Linked DNA regions of Homo sapiens: regions 1, 2 and 4 are each linked to region 3. The links are chromatin contacts, found by Hi-C or POLR2A ChIA-PET in ENCODE. All regions are on one chromosome and are shown on one strand. Each heading gives the region's core, a stretch centred on a gene start or an enhancer-like site at or near the end of the contact. The rest is flanking DNA. Distances are from core to core; before and after follow the strand shown. Region 1 has its middle 55 kb from the start of LINC01104. Region 2 overlaps LINC01104 (long intergenic non-protein coding RNA 1104). Region 3 has its middle 18 kb from the start of PDCL3. Region 4 overlaps NPAS2 (neuronal PAS domain protein 2).

What was found. A loop is a pair of places that touch in the nucleus more often than their neighbours do. ChIA-PET counts read pairs that join two places held with the same protein, here RNA polymerase II (POLR2A). Pooled maps may share reads with other maps.
Region 1: a loop to region 3 is called in a pooled map, with 4 times the contacts of the local background. The contact joins two enhancer-like sites. A Hi-C loop is called at or near these places in 3 of 168 maps with a recorded cell type or tissue (CD4-positive, alpha-beta memory T cell, GM13976 and naive thymus-derived CD4-positive, alpha-beta T cell), 6 of 37 single-sample maps with no recorded cell type and 5 of 50 pooled maps. POLR2A ChIA-PET finds 5 or more read pairs at or near these places in 1 of 52 experiments (A549).
Region 2: a loop to region 3 is called in a pooled map, with 3 times the contacts of the local background. The contact joins two enhancer-like sites. A Hi-C loop is called at or near these places in 1 of 168 maps with a recorded cell type or tissue (B cell), 1 of 37 single-sample maps with no recorded cell type and 4 of 50 pooled maps. POLR2A ChIA-PET finds 5 or more read pairs at or near these places in 2 of 52 experiments (B cell and WTC11).
Region 4: a loop to region 3 is called in a pooled map, with 4 times the contacts of the local background. The contact joins two enhancer-like sites. A Hi-C loop is called at or near these places in 2 of 50 pooled maps. POLR2A ChIA-PET finds 5 or more read pairs at or near these places in 3 of 52 experiments (A673, CD4-positive, alpha-beta memory T cell and GM10248).

What each region holds. Positions count from the first base shown.
Region 1 is chr2:100,261,443-100,264,578 of GRCh38, forward strand. No RefSeq gene overlaps it. Among named protein-coding and RNA genes, the nearest start is that of LINC01104, 55 kb to the left of the region's middle. Within about 2 kb of position 1,376, at least 2 of the 41 ENCODE cell types and tissues checked have a DNase peak (open chromatin) inside an H3K27ac peak, as active enhancers do.
Region 2 is chr2:100,233,488-100,236,799 of GRCh38, forward strand. The region is part of intron 1 of LINC01104 (long intergenic non-protein coding RNA 1104); the gene reads left to right. Among named protein-coding and RNA genes, the nearest start is that of LINC01104, 27 kb to the left of the region's middle. Within about 2 kb of position 1,709, at least 5 of the 41 ENCODE cell types and tissues checked have a DNase peak (open chromatin) inside an H3K27ac peak, as active enhancers do; they include B cell, where a contact is called at or near this core.
Region 3 is chr2:100,579,262-100,582,692 of GRCh38, forward strand. No RefSeq gene overlaps it. Among named protein-coding and RNA genes, the nearest start is that of PDCL3, 18 kb to the left of the region's middle. Within about 2 kb of position 1,595, at least 12 of the 41 ENCODE cell types and tissues checked have a DNase peak (open chromatin) inside an H3K27ac peak, as active enhancers do; they include B cell, where a contact is called at or near this core.
Region 4 is chr2:100,923,048-100,926,492 of GRCh38, forward strand. NPAS2 (neuronal PAS domain protein 2) reads left to right here. Exons shown (of 21, transcript NM_002518.4): 3 at 2,099-2,247. Among named protein-coding and RNA genes, the nearest start is that of NPAS2-AS1, 52 kb to the right of the region's middle. RefSeq lists an enhancer at 1,902-1,971. Within about 2 kb of position 1,809, at least 14 of the 41 ENCODE cell types and tissues checked have a DNase peak (open chromatin) inside an H3K27ac peak, as active enhancers do.

The DNA.
Region 1 (3,136 bases), core at 126-2,625, 320 kb before region 3:
GGTGAGGAACTGCATGTGGCTGCTACCAACATATGCCGAGTCACAGGGGCTTCAGCTAGGTAGGGGTGTCTTTCTCTTATGTAATCTGAAATTTCTCAGAAGCAGGTGGTCCAGGGCTGCTAGGGAGGCCCCACGATGTCATGAGAGACCCCAACTCTGTCTTCTGCTTCACCAGTCCTAAAACATGGCATTTCTCCACAAGCCTACATCATGGTCACGACATCTGCTTCAGCTCCCCTCTCACTCCTGAGTCCCAGGCAGGGAAAAGAAAGAAGAGGGAAAGCTCAGAGGCTGACTGTCAGAAGCATAAGCTTCCCCTTCAATAGCATTTCCTGAGGTTTCACCCAATAACTTCCTTTTATCGTATTGGCCATTGGAACTGTAGTTTGTAAGCTGAGCGTATTCCTAGAAGGAAGGAGAGAATGAAGATATAGATTACTAGAGGCCTCACCCATCTCCACTCGGGATAATAACAGCTACCATTTCTTTGGAGCTTACTATGTTTACATGAATTTATCTATCCTCAGAATAACCCTGGCAGATGAGTTTGTTATCCCATTTCACAGGTGAGGAAAGTGAAGTTTAGTGAGCTTAGGTTAACTGAACCACACCTAGTGAGGGCTGGGGACAAAATCTGAAACTAGATATGACTCAAATCCTACAGTCTTCACCTTACAGCACCTAACAAAGGGGCAGAGACACAGGACTCAGGCTTCCAAAGCTATGTTACAAAGCCACTCTCCCTTGGCGTGGTAACCACTGATACTTCCCTGTAAATGGAGGAAGCAGCATGAAAACAGGCTTTTTGAGGAAGGAGCTGCGGCCGCTGTCACCATTGTTGGGAAGGACAGAGCACTATACTCGGTTTGTATCTAGTAAGCAAGTTTGCCCAAGAGTTCATTTCCCCAGACTCTTAATCCATTCTCTGACCTGCTGTCACTCTTACAGACTCCAGGAGAAACCTTCCACATATCTGTGAAACTAGGTGATTTTGGTTTCACCATGATCAGTAAAAGATAATCAGTTCATCCTCTTTTACTATTTATACAGCTGTGTCCAGGATTTTGTAAAAAATCTTTTAAATGTACAATAAAGGTAAATCCTTTGGCTTTGTGAAAAGGTCCTTGGCTTCATAAAAGGACTCATTCCAGGGCTCCTTTAAGTGAAGGTCTCCAATATCTTTAAATATAAAATATTTTAAAGTAATAGCCACTCAAGAAAGAGGCCTGAGCACAGAGAAACTTAAAGCTAGAGTGTGTGACACAGCGCCACCTGAAGATCAAGCGGAGATGAAGAAGGGTAGCTATGTAGGTCAGCGGGGAAATGGAGCTGGTTGACAACAGGATCTTCCAACTGGCCTCTTTGACAGAGGGACGTCCAACTCTGCCTAGGGCATGTGACAGTGGAGAGACATCTAGGGTGGTCCTGCTTCACAATGATATGGCCTATGGTTTGTCGTCTTGAAGCCATTCGTCCTGGGTTCTCAGCGAAGCCTTGTCAACGTCGCTGATGTATCCCAAATCTTTGGAAAGCAGGGAAATCCTGCTCGCAGCTCATACCCGGGCTCTCCAGTCCCCTGCAGTACTGGAGGATGTCCAGCAGGTGGCGCAAAAGACAAGGGCTCGCCTTACCCATCTCTTGTCCTTATGAAGGAAATTTGACCAAAATGACAGCCCCCTCCTTCCTTCCCCTCCCTCCTTTCCTTCCTTCCATCCTCTCCTTCTCTTCTGTCCCTCTCTTTCTTCTTTATTCATTGAATCATCAAGTATCCATGAAAGACTACAAGCAGAGCTCTGTGCAAGATAATGGGGGGATGAATTAGGACAGGGTCCTTTGCCTTTGAGGAACCTGGAGTATAATAAAAAAGTAAAATAATAAACAACCGAAATACAAGAGGTGGCACAGGCTTCTGAGGGAGCAGTGTCACTCTTGAGCTGTATCATCGCAGCCTGCAGGTTCTGGAGTCAGACCAACCTGTCTTGTCTGTCTTCTGGTCCCGATTCCACACTTGCTGCAACCTTGTGCAAGCGCCTTAATGCCTCAAAGCCTCCGTTTCCTTATCTGTAAAATGAGGATAACAATAGATTGTCCTATGACATGTTCATAAGGTTGGCATAAGGAGTTAACATACCTAAAACATTTAGCACATTTTTAAAAAAACCAAAACGTTATTTAAAACATATAACTCATTCGTTCTTGCATGCATTCATTTATTCTATAGGCATTTGCATGACAACCATGTGAAGAAGGCTGTCCTTGTTATTATAGGAGGTACAAAGTAAATAGAAGGAATACTTCTCAGTGTGGGGATTTGCAGTCAGGGTGAATATTTCTTCAACATCTTCTTGAACACTTTTCTCTGTGACAGTCAAAATCAGCCTGGACTGAAAAGAGAAGAAAGCAGCCTAGCTGTTAATCCCGCTGGGAGGACACACTCTGATAAAGCCAGCTGCAGCATCCGCCGAAAATGCCATTTCTCCCGGGGTCAACCTATAGCTGGAAAATGCCAGGATGATCTCCCTTGAGTGAGCACTGCTTCCTCACCAATCGTGCCCTAGAGCCGCTTTGCTGCACCCCTCTTTTGCTACGAATCCCCAAATGCTGAGCCCTCCTTGCTCTTGCTGGCACCCAAACAGTAGTCAATCCTGCTGTTCCTGAGACTGTCTTGGAAACAGCAGCCAGCACAGGATGGATCCCACTTCCTCAGACCCTCATCAGAGTCTCCAGGGAGAGCCCAGACCTTCTAGAAGGGGCTTCCCTCCCCCTCCCCCACCAAGTGTGCAGCACTCCCAGATTCTAAAGTCATGTCAGTCAGTGGCATTTTTCGGACCGAGGGGTGCATGGTGGTCTTCGGCAGATGGAAACTCACTTTTGCGAGCTCCCTGATAGCGGGGTGCAGGCCTCCACCTCCTCAGAGGCCCGCATGAGAAATCTTGGCAGGGAGGGAGGCAAGGGAGGAACGGGGCTCAGCTGGAATCCTGACTTCAGCAAAGGCGATGGAGGAAAGTTAAGGGCAGTGGCTGCAGTTATGTGAATCAGATGCAGCCCCAGCAGAGCTTCTGGTGCCCAGGCTGGAGCACCCCCAAGTGCCCCTTGAGCTATGAGCATCCAGCGAGACACTGGGCGTGCACAGCCT
Region 2 (3,312 bases), core at 459-2,958, 350 kb before region 3:
CCCTGTTGTGTCAAGGCAGCCAGAAAATGTCTTGGTTATGAGTTTTGAATATGGTAACAGACACGTAGCTGGGCTAATGGAGGCGCGTGATGGTACCGCTTGTCTGAAAGTCACTTACTCTCCGCTCTGAACTTTAGGGTGTGAATTTGCCACTTATTGCCTTCTGGCTATGTTTTGCTAACTAAAACATCGACTAAAAATGTGTGGATACTTCCCATGTATATATGCATTAAGGGGTGAGAAAAGTCAAGAAGCAGTGACTGGCCAGGAAGAGGAAACAAGGGCTAATCAAGATGTGCTCATTAAACTGCAATGACATATTGTTCCACTTATCAAATTGACCAACGTAAAAATGGGCTGATGAAGTTCAGCATTGGTGAGGGTATAGGAAGTAACTGGCACCCAGGTACATTGTTGGTGCAAGTGTAAATCAGTACACCTTCTTGGCTTGCAACCTAGCAATATCTACTGAAATGTTTAAAGTTCTAATCTTTTAACTCTGTATTTCTACTTCTAACATTTAAGCCTCTAAAGCCTCAAGAATGTTCCTTGGGGCTTTGTTTAAAGACTTTAAAGTATTAAAAACGTAAAAGTAACCCAAATGAACTCTGAAGAAGAAGATTAAATAAATGCTGGTACAGCCGAAAGATGAAATACCACACACGTCTTAAGAATGGGTTAGACCTTCCTGTCCCTACTGATATGTAAAGTGAAAAACGCAAGCTCCGAACTGCATTGGTGGTATGAGTCCACATCCAAAGTAATCAACAGCAACAGTAAGAGGGTTAGTATCAGTGTGAAAAAAGAAGACGGAGAATTATGCACCAATTTTTGGCAGCATGTCCCTAGAAATGAGATTACTTACATTCTTGTAAGGTTTGGAATTTTACATAACTTTGCACCATGTCATCAGAAGAAAAAGGCAGGGCACATCTTAGTGTAGGCTGAAACACATTTCCATTCAGTGGCTATCTGGAGGGGTTATTCATGAAATTTGTAAACATGTGGGCATTCAAAGTGATATTTCATAGAGGCTCTAAGAGACAAATTTCCCACATGAATAAACAAAGGAAGGTATGGGGAAGTCTATGTGGCAAAGTTTATTTAGATCCTCGAATCAAGAGTTGCAATTGGTTACGTGTCTTTGAACAACTAATTTGTAAGCTTCCCAGAGTCCTGGTTTTCTCATCTGCAACGTGTGGTTGGGCAAGGCAACCTTCTTAAGGACTTCTCCAGTTGAAATGGGCTCAGCCTGCAAGTAAGTGGAATTTAGGTAAATGATAATCCTAGCAATGGAAGGTGCTGCTCATGTCTGCTAGGACGAGTGCCTGAGAGCTAGCGGACTTCAAAGTCAGCTAAACAGACTTTCCCAGCTTAATGTAGCTAGGTGGCCTTTTCCCCTTCAGCACTTTCTCTCCTTCATCCCAGGTGGTCTGCTTCCCCATCTCTAGTTGACTGAAGAAATTAAAGAGAAAAAGAGAGAGAGAGCAAGACTGAGATGGAGAGCGTAAAGAAAATCAAATGTATTAGGAAGAAGAAAAGATGAATGGTGTGCGAACTGGGTCAGATAGGAGGGAGGGCAGTTAAAGATGAGTTACTGGAGGTGCAAGTCACACTAACAAAACTTTGAAAAACAAACGAAGGCCTGGTGAGGCGATGACTAACACAGCTATAGATCCGGGCATTGCAGGCCGTCCCAGAGGGCCGGCTTTACAACGTGGCCATTGATCCAGCCCAGGTGTGCACAGCCTCGGCCACTCTCATTTCCCCTTCCTGCCCACAGCCTCCCCGCTGCTCAGGAAGCTGTGCAGCCCTGGCTGTGCATGTAGAACTCAACCGCAGGTCAGGGAGCCTGGGGAGCTGGGGGCTCCAGGCCCTGTTCTCACTGTAAGAGCAGCTTTTGTGTCAAAGGCAAGTTCACAGCCGCTGAGTCTTCCGAGGCATTGCAGAGCTTACGCCTTTACCGCCAGCCGGTGCTAGGCCCAGGGAGAATGATGAAGTCGTCGAGGATATTAGAACCACCATAACGTATTTCCTGGGCATTTTGTGGCCTTACCTGCAGGTAGGTATGACGATAAGCACATCAAGCAGACGGGGAGGTCAGGTGACTTGTCCAAGTCACCCAGCCAGAAGTAACAGAGCCAAGACTCAAACCCAGATCCGCTCAGTTTCTCCTGCTCTGATATTGCTGCCTTTGATTTTTGCCTTTGGATCTTTCCAGACCTATCTCCCACCCCTTGCTCCATCCCACTGAGTGTGCCCCATGGCTTTCTTGTATGCTGCGGGCCTTCCAGCCAGAAAGCTGGACCTGGCAGTGAAGGTGTGGACACACCTTAACACATGGAGGTTAAAAGCCACGACAGTCGGGAGCTCACTGAAATGGCTTATTGCTGCCTCTCCTGGGCATAACTGCAATCTGGGTGAGATCCCAGGAGACCAAGCCAACTTTAAGATGCAAAGGGACAAGTCTCTAAGGGTTTTCAGATATTGGTGGGTGAAGGATAGGGAAAGAGCCCAGAGGGGCAGGGAGGAGAGGAGCGAGGGGAGAACGAGAGGCCTTCCACAGTCTCTCAATGTATCAGAGTCAGCTGTTGCCACAGCTGTTATGAGTTGAAGTGTGGCCCCCAAAATTCACAGATTGAAGTCCTAACTCCTGTACCTCAGAATGTGACCACATTTGGAAATAGGCCTGTTGAGATCACATTGGATTAGGATGGGCCCCTAATCCGTATGACTTTATACAAAGGGGAAATTTGGACACAGACCCACATACAGAGGGAATGCCGTGTGAACATGAAGACGGCTACCTACAAGCCAAAGAGAAGGGCCTGGAGCAGATTCTCCATCACAGCCCTCAGAAGGACACCTGCTGACGCCTTGGTCTCGGGCTTCCAGCCTGCAGAGCTGCAAGAGAACACCTCTCTGTAGTTTATGTTGCTCAGATTGTGGTACTTTGTAAAGGCAGCCTTAGCAAACGAATGCAATAGCTCATTTTCAAAGCCCTTCTCAGAGAAACCTATGCCATGGACAACAGTTCTCAGGTGTGAGAGAACTGTTAGGGCAAGATTCTAGATGGCTTCAGAATGATTTCTAATTATTACACATTATAATACGGCAAAGGCAGAGTTAGTGATTTCAGCTCAAAATCACCATGGCTTTTCTGTGACATTTCCCTCACTTCTCAGGAAACCTTCCAAGAACCATCCATGGAGAGTGGTGTTGTGCATTCTGTAGGAAGTACTTGTCTTTACTGACAGATTTCAAATAAGCACACAAACAAACACCTTGGGGAGAGGATACCCAAAGCACAAG
Region 3 (3,431 bases), core at 345-2,844:
TGCGCTGGGCTGGGCGAGGTGGCTGATGCCTGTAATCCCAGCACTTTGGGGGGCCAAGAGGGGCAGATCACCTGAGGATAGGAGTTTGAGACCAGCCTGGCCAACATGGTGAAACCCCAACTCTACTAAAAATACAAAAAATTAGCAGGGCATGGTGGCACAACGCCTGTAATCCCAGCTACTTGGGAGGCTGAGGCAGGAGAATCACTTAAACCCGGGAGGTGGAGGTTGCAGTGAGCCAAGCACACCACTGCACACTCCAGCCTAGGTGCCAGAGTGAGACTCTGTCTCAAAAAAAAAAAAAACAACAAAAAAAAAAAACAGTTCTGCTGGCTATGAAAGGCATCTATGAGAGAGATGGAAGGGCAATTTAGAAGGGTGTCCCTCTGTCATCAGGGAGGGCCAAAAGTTTTTTTTTTTTTTTTTTTGGCATTTATTACCTCCAGCTTTAAACTCAACCTTCTTATATAATCCCAAATATATATATATATATATATATATATTTTTTTTTTTTTGAGACGGAGTCTTGCTCTGTTGCCCAGGCTGGAGTGCAGTGGCGTGATCTTGGCTCACTGCAAACTCCGCCTCCTGGGTTCACACCATTCTCCTGCCTCAGCCTTCCGAGTAGCTGGGACTACAGGCGCCCTCCACCACGCCCCACTAATTTTTTTGTTGTTGTTGTATTTTTAGTAGAGATGGGGTTTCACCGTGTTAGCCAGGATGGTCTTGATCTCCTGACCTCGTGATCCACCAGTCTCGGCCTCCCAAAGTGCTGGGACTACAGGTGTGAGCCACCGCGCCCAGCCTATAATCCCAAATCTTGACCAACTACCTTTCAGGTATGGCAGGCAACAAGTGTTGTGACTGCAGCGCCTGCGTGAGAAACATGCTCCCATGAAAGGGGCCGGGTACAGTGACTCACACCTGTAATCCCAGCACCTTGGGAGGCCGAGGTGGGTGGATCACCTGAGGTCAGGAGTTCCAGGCCAGCCTGACCAACATGGTGAAACCCCATCTCTACTAAATACAAAAATTAGCTGGGCATGGTAGCGCCCTATAATTCCAGCTACTTGGGAGGCTGAGGCAGGAGAAGTGCTTGAACCTGGGAGGTGGAGATTGCAGCGAGCCAAGATTGCGCCACTGCACTCCAGCCTGGGCAACAAGAGTGAAATTTTGTCTCCAAAAAAAAAAAAAGAAAGTGCTTTTGTCCTGCTTACAGAAACCAGCTATTACTCACAGATATAACCTTAGAGACAGGTGGCTGTCAGTCTCAAGTGAAGATGTGCCTGTTTCCAAGTCCCCTCCCTCCCTCTCTGCTTTTGACCACATTCTCTACCCCATTCTTTGCTTCAGTAATCATCCGTCTTGATTTCCGCTTCTCCCTGGACATGGGGCCTTCAGGTAGTAACAGTGTTAGGGTCCTGTGGCAGAGAGTGCTGGTTGCCCACCAGTATCCAGGATTCTCCCCCTCTACTCCAGTGGCAATGGGACCCGCTGGAAGAGTAAACCCCGGCCTCTCTTGAGCTGTGGGTGGTTGGCTGGGAGTTCAGTTCTGGGCAAGCTGCTACTAGGAGGAACAGACAACTGTCATGTGCCCTTTGTGGGCTTAACCCCCTTCCTTCTACTTTCTGACGGAAGTGTGCATGCGACTGCAGCCTGCGTGGGCCGTGAGGTATTTATACATAGAGGCAAAGCAGTAAGGACAATATTCCCAAAGATGCTGTGGAGCCACTATATCCCAGCCCTTGACTGTCCTCTCTGGACTTCTGTCATTAGGAAAGACGTAACTTCCGTCTTGGTCTCTGTTAGTAGCAGCTGATGCATTTCCTGATAAAACCACCCGTCAAAGAAAACCTCAAACAAAACATTCATTCTAGCTTTCTACTGCCCGATGCTGAATTACTTGACATAACACAAGAGTACTCTGTATTCCCTGCCTCTAGCTGTCACCATTGCCTTTCAGTAACTTCATGGGCCCGGCTTTTGGACTTCCATTTCCAGCACTTGAGGAACACTAAAAAACCCACCTGATGATGACTCAAGCTGTTGGAGAAAACTTATTTTTAAATGTTATGTTCTTAACTGTTTCACTGAGTTGGTAAGAAAGGAAAACATTCTGAGAGGCCAAACACAAAGTGAAAGCAGAACTTCAGGAAGGTAAGGGGGCATTCAACTTTTCTCCCTAGGGATACAAACCAAATCTTAGTGATGCTGTGCTTCTATTAGGATGGACTTGTGGGGCCCAGGTGACAGGGGATTAGCGTGGGGAGTGCCTAAGTTGGGGGTCTGATTAGGAAGTCTCTGTGCAAACAGCTGGAATCCCAAAAGATTGCATTCAGTGTTAGGGGAAACTGGCACTAGCTGGAAGAGAACATAGTTGTCTCTGAGATGCCAACTACAAGCCTTCCCTCATGCAGGTTTGTAGTTCTAATTCTCATGCTACATCAGGTCTAAAATCCTCTCAAACCAGGTTCTCAAAGAGGCCCTAGGCTGGGCGCGGTGGTTCATGCCTGTAATCCTAGCACTTTGGGAGGCCGAGGAGGGTGGATCATCTGAGGTCAGGAGTTCCAGAACAGCCTGGCCAACATGGTGAAAACCTGTCTCTACTAAAAATATAAAATTAGCTGGGCGTGGTGGTGGGCGCCTGTAATCCCAGCTACTTGGGAGGCTGAAGCAGGAGAATCACTTGAACCTGGGAGGCAGAGGTTGCAGTCCAGCCTGGGCAACAAGAGCAAAACTCTGTCTAAAAAAAAAAAAAAAAAAAAAAAAAAAAGAGAAAGAAAGAAAGACATCCTAAGCTGGTAGTACCTCTTAGTTCACGGCCAAAGCAACTGCATATCTATGCTAGAGCACACCTTTGATTTAGCCTCAAATGCTCTCCACAGATAAAGCCCCAGCCGGGCACAGTAGCTCACGCCTGTAATCCCAGCACTTCGGGAGGCTGAGGCGGACGGATCACAAGGTCAGGAGATCAAGACCATCCTGGCTAACACGGTGAAACCCCGTTGCTACTAAAAAATACAAAAAATTAGCTGGGCGTGGTGGCGGGCACCTGTAATCCCAGCTACTTGGGAGGCTGAGGCAGGAGAATCACTTGAACCTGGGAGGCAGAGGTTGCAGTGAGCTGAGATTGCGCCATTGTACTCCATCTTGGGCAGCAAGAGCAAAACTCTGTCCCCCCTCCCCCCAAAAAAAGGCCGGGTGCGGTGGCTCACGCCTGTAATCCCAGCACTTTGGGAGGCCAAGGCGGGTGGATCACGAGGTCAGGAGATGGAGACCATCCCGGTTAACATGGTGAAACCCTGTCTCTACTAAAAATACAAAAAATTAGCCAGGCGTGGTGGCGGGCGCCTGTGGTCCCAACTGCTCCGGAGGCTGAGGTAGGAGAATGGCGTGAACCCGGGAGGCGGAGCTTGCAGTGAGCCGAGACT
Region 4 (3,445 bases), core at 559-3,058, 340 kb after region 3:
ACATTCACTCTGAAAGTTAAAGGATTCCTTTCTTCTCTCCCATGTGTTTGAACATGGTCTTTTAGCCTGGACTAGCAACAAGACTCCGCAACATCTTGCTGCCACGCCTGCAGTTAGTGTGTGATGTGAGAGAGTGCAGGTAAAGAGAGTGGCTCGGCGAGGGACAGGGCCTTTGTAGAAGGCCAAGAACAGACAGGGAGGAGGGGAGAGGCAGGAAAAGACCCCTAGGTAAAGGGTAGTGACCACACACGTTAGCTGAGCTTTGAAGAATTGCCCAAATGTTATCAGGAAACAGCCTAAACTGAGATAGGACCGGTAAAAGATGGGTTGTGAACATGTGTGTTGAAATAAAGGCAGGTTGTGTGCAATTAGGCAGGGGCAAACTGAGTGGTTATGGTCCTCGTGATGTCTAGGGAAAGGGTTTTGGAAATACGTCCTTTTGTGTCCAAGGGCTGTTTATTGATACTGTTACCTATAGATACTTACACCTGCTCCAAGGGAGGTGAATCAGAATCCAGCAGCACACTCTGTCCTGACCACACATTGGCCAGGAGCCTCCTGGTGAAGGATTTGCTCCCCTGAGAACCATGACCCCGGGCCCAAGGTGCCTGGAAAAGCAGCAATGTTTTATGGGCCTGGCCTCTGGGGCCCCTGTTCTCTCTCAGAGAGTTGACTTCTGGAACAAGTCTGTCTTCAGTGAACTGGGGAGGAGTGAGCCAGCTTTCTCAGCCCTGGATCACCTTCAAATACGTGGATTGTTGATGAAGGGCCTGTGGCGTGTCATTGAAGATGGAGGCCCCTCGAGTAGCACTGCTTCCGGACTTTTCAGGAGGGCTTTTTGCATCACGTGTTCCTTGTTCGTTGTTAATTAGAGCATTCCTGAGAGCCACGATTCCCTACTCAAGTTCCTGAGGATCTCAGGGTCCTCAGAGGTGCTTGGGTGGCTTGGGGGAGGCCCCTCCTCTCTAACCAAGCAGCTTCCCTTTGATCTCTCCTATAAGTGTGCAGCACAGGGTGTCACTTATTTAAAATAGACTTTATTTTTTGGAGCATTTTTAGGCTCACAGACAAACTGAGTGAAAGACACAGAGCGTTCCCATATCCCCCTGAGCCCTCCCTAGACACACTCAGCCTCCCCCATTATCAGCATCCCCCACCAGAGTGGTGCATTAGTTATAGCTGATAAGCTTACACTGATACATTGTTACCATTCAGAGTTAACATCAAGGCACACTCTTGTGTTGTACATTCTCCAAGTCTAGACAAATGTGTTGACACACATCCACCAGTATGGTGTCATACAGAGTGGATTCACTGCCCTAAAAATCCTCTGTTCATCCCTCCTAACCCCTAGCAACCACTGATCTTTGTGCTGTCTCTGTAGTTTTGCATTTTCCAGAATGTCATATACTTGCTATCATACAGTGTGTAGCTTTTTCAGACTGGCTTCTCCAACTTAGTAATATGTGTTTAACTTTCCTCCATGTCATTTTAAAAAGTGTTCGTCTGCTCTTAGCAGCTTGACAGCCATGGTGCAGTACCTGTCATACCTCTGCCCTGGGTCTGTACAGCCCTGGCTGTTGTAGGCAGGGTGTGTCTTGCCTCCCCCAACAGGGCGATGAGCTCTTTGGAGCAGGGGCCAGGACATATGCACTGGTGGCACACGGGATACCTGGCCACCCCGTGGGCCCTGGAACCAGGCTGGGTGTTCTGGATTGAAGGGGACTTGGTTTGAGTCTTAGGAAGGGCTCTCCGAGCACAGCCATCTCAGTCAGCAGTGTGTCCTTTGCTCTCTGAAAGTGAAAGCTCTATGAGATCCGAATGAGCAGCATCCGGCCTCAGAGCTAATCTGTCAGATTTTGCGTCTGAGTCAGAACTTACTGGTTATTAATGCTGTCTGTCTTTGTGGCCAAGAGTCTAGCAAAACATTTTCTATCCTCCTGCCTTGGAAATGTGGCCAGCGTGACCTTCCTGAAAGAGTTTTTTGATAAGATAGATGATCACAATAGAATGTGCTCTAATAGAAAGTGCTTTTGTTTCATCACAAAGCCTTTGTGACGTGGAATGTTCCAGTAACCTGCTCGTTTTGTGTTTACAGAGCTTCTCGAAACAAGTCTGAGAAGAAGCGTCGGGACCAGTTCAATGTTCTCATCAAAGAGCTCAGTTCCATGCTCCCTGGCAACACGCGGAAAATGGACAAAACCACCGTGTTGGAAAAGGTCATCGGATTTTTGCAGAAACACAATGGTAAAGGTCACCCTTCTCTCTGTTTTTTTTCCACCCTGCCCCGTCCATGTGGTGATGACTTCACCAATCTGGGCTGCCTGGTTGGTTTTGTCTCCCCAGCCAGGCCCAGCCTTACCGGTCGAGGGCTTCCCATTGTAAAGACACTCCACCCTCTATCAGCCCGTCTCTGGCTGGGTGGGGAGAGGGCACACACCTCCCAATTGCATTATAAGCCAGACGAGAGAATCCAAAACAACCTCACAGGTAGCACCCAGCCGAAGCAGCGTGGCATTCACAGTGACAACATCTTGATCAAAAATCCCTGGAACAAGTGTCTTTTATTCAATGCTGAACAGATGCAGTGGCTGAATACTCACTTCCTGTGGGATCAGACTATGTGGGCCTTTTCATCCCTCTCTGCCACTGCCCTCGAACTCTTTGGTCTTTTGCGCTACATCATGAAAAAATACATTGAAAAGAATTTATTTTCTTAATGTCACATTCATTCTGTTTTTATTGAGATATAATGTTTATACCATAAAATTCACCATTTTAAAGTGTAGAGTGCAGTGGTCTTCAGTATATTCACAAGGTGGTGTAACCATCACCACTCTCTAATTTCATCATGCCAAAAAAGAAACCCTGTATCCATTAGCCATCATTTCCCATTCTTCCCCCTCCCTCCAGATCCTGGCAACCACGAATCTGTTTTCTGTCTCCATCAATTCCCCTATTCTAGGCATTTTATACAAGTAGAATCATACGGTATGTGGTCTTTTTGTATCTGGCTTCTTTCACGTAGCATCTGTGTTTTAGCATGTGTGAGTACTTCATTCCGTTTCATGGACCAACAATATTCCATTGTATGGATATATTAATATCATATTTTGATTAACCATTCATCAGTTGATGGATATTTGGGTTGTTTACAATTTTTGGAAATTATGAATGATGCTGCTGTGAACATTCATGTACAAATTTTTGAGTTGATATATGTTTTCACTTCTTTTGTTTGTATTCCTAGGAGGGGAATTGCTGCATTAAATGGTAGTGTTTAGCTTTCTGAGGAACTGCCAAACTGTTTTCCAAGGTGGCTTGTACCTATTTATATTCCCAGCAGCAATGTATGAGGGTTCCAATTTCTCCACATCCTTGGCAACACTTATTACTGTCTTCTTTTATTATGACTATTATTAATATAATCTCCCTAGTGGGTATG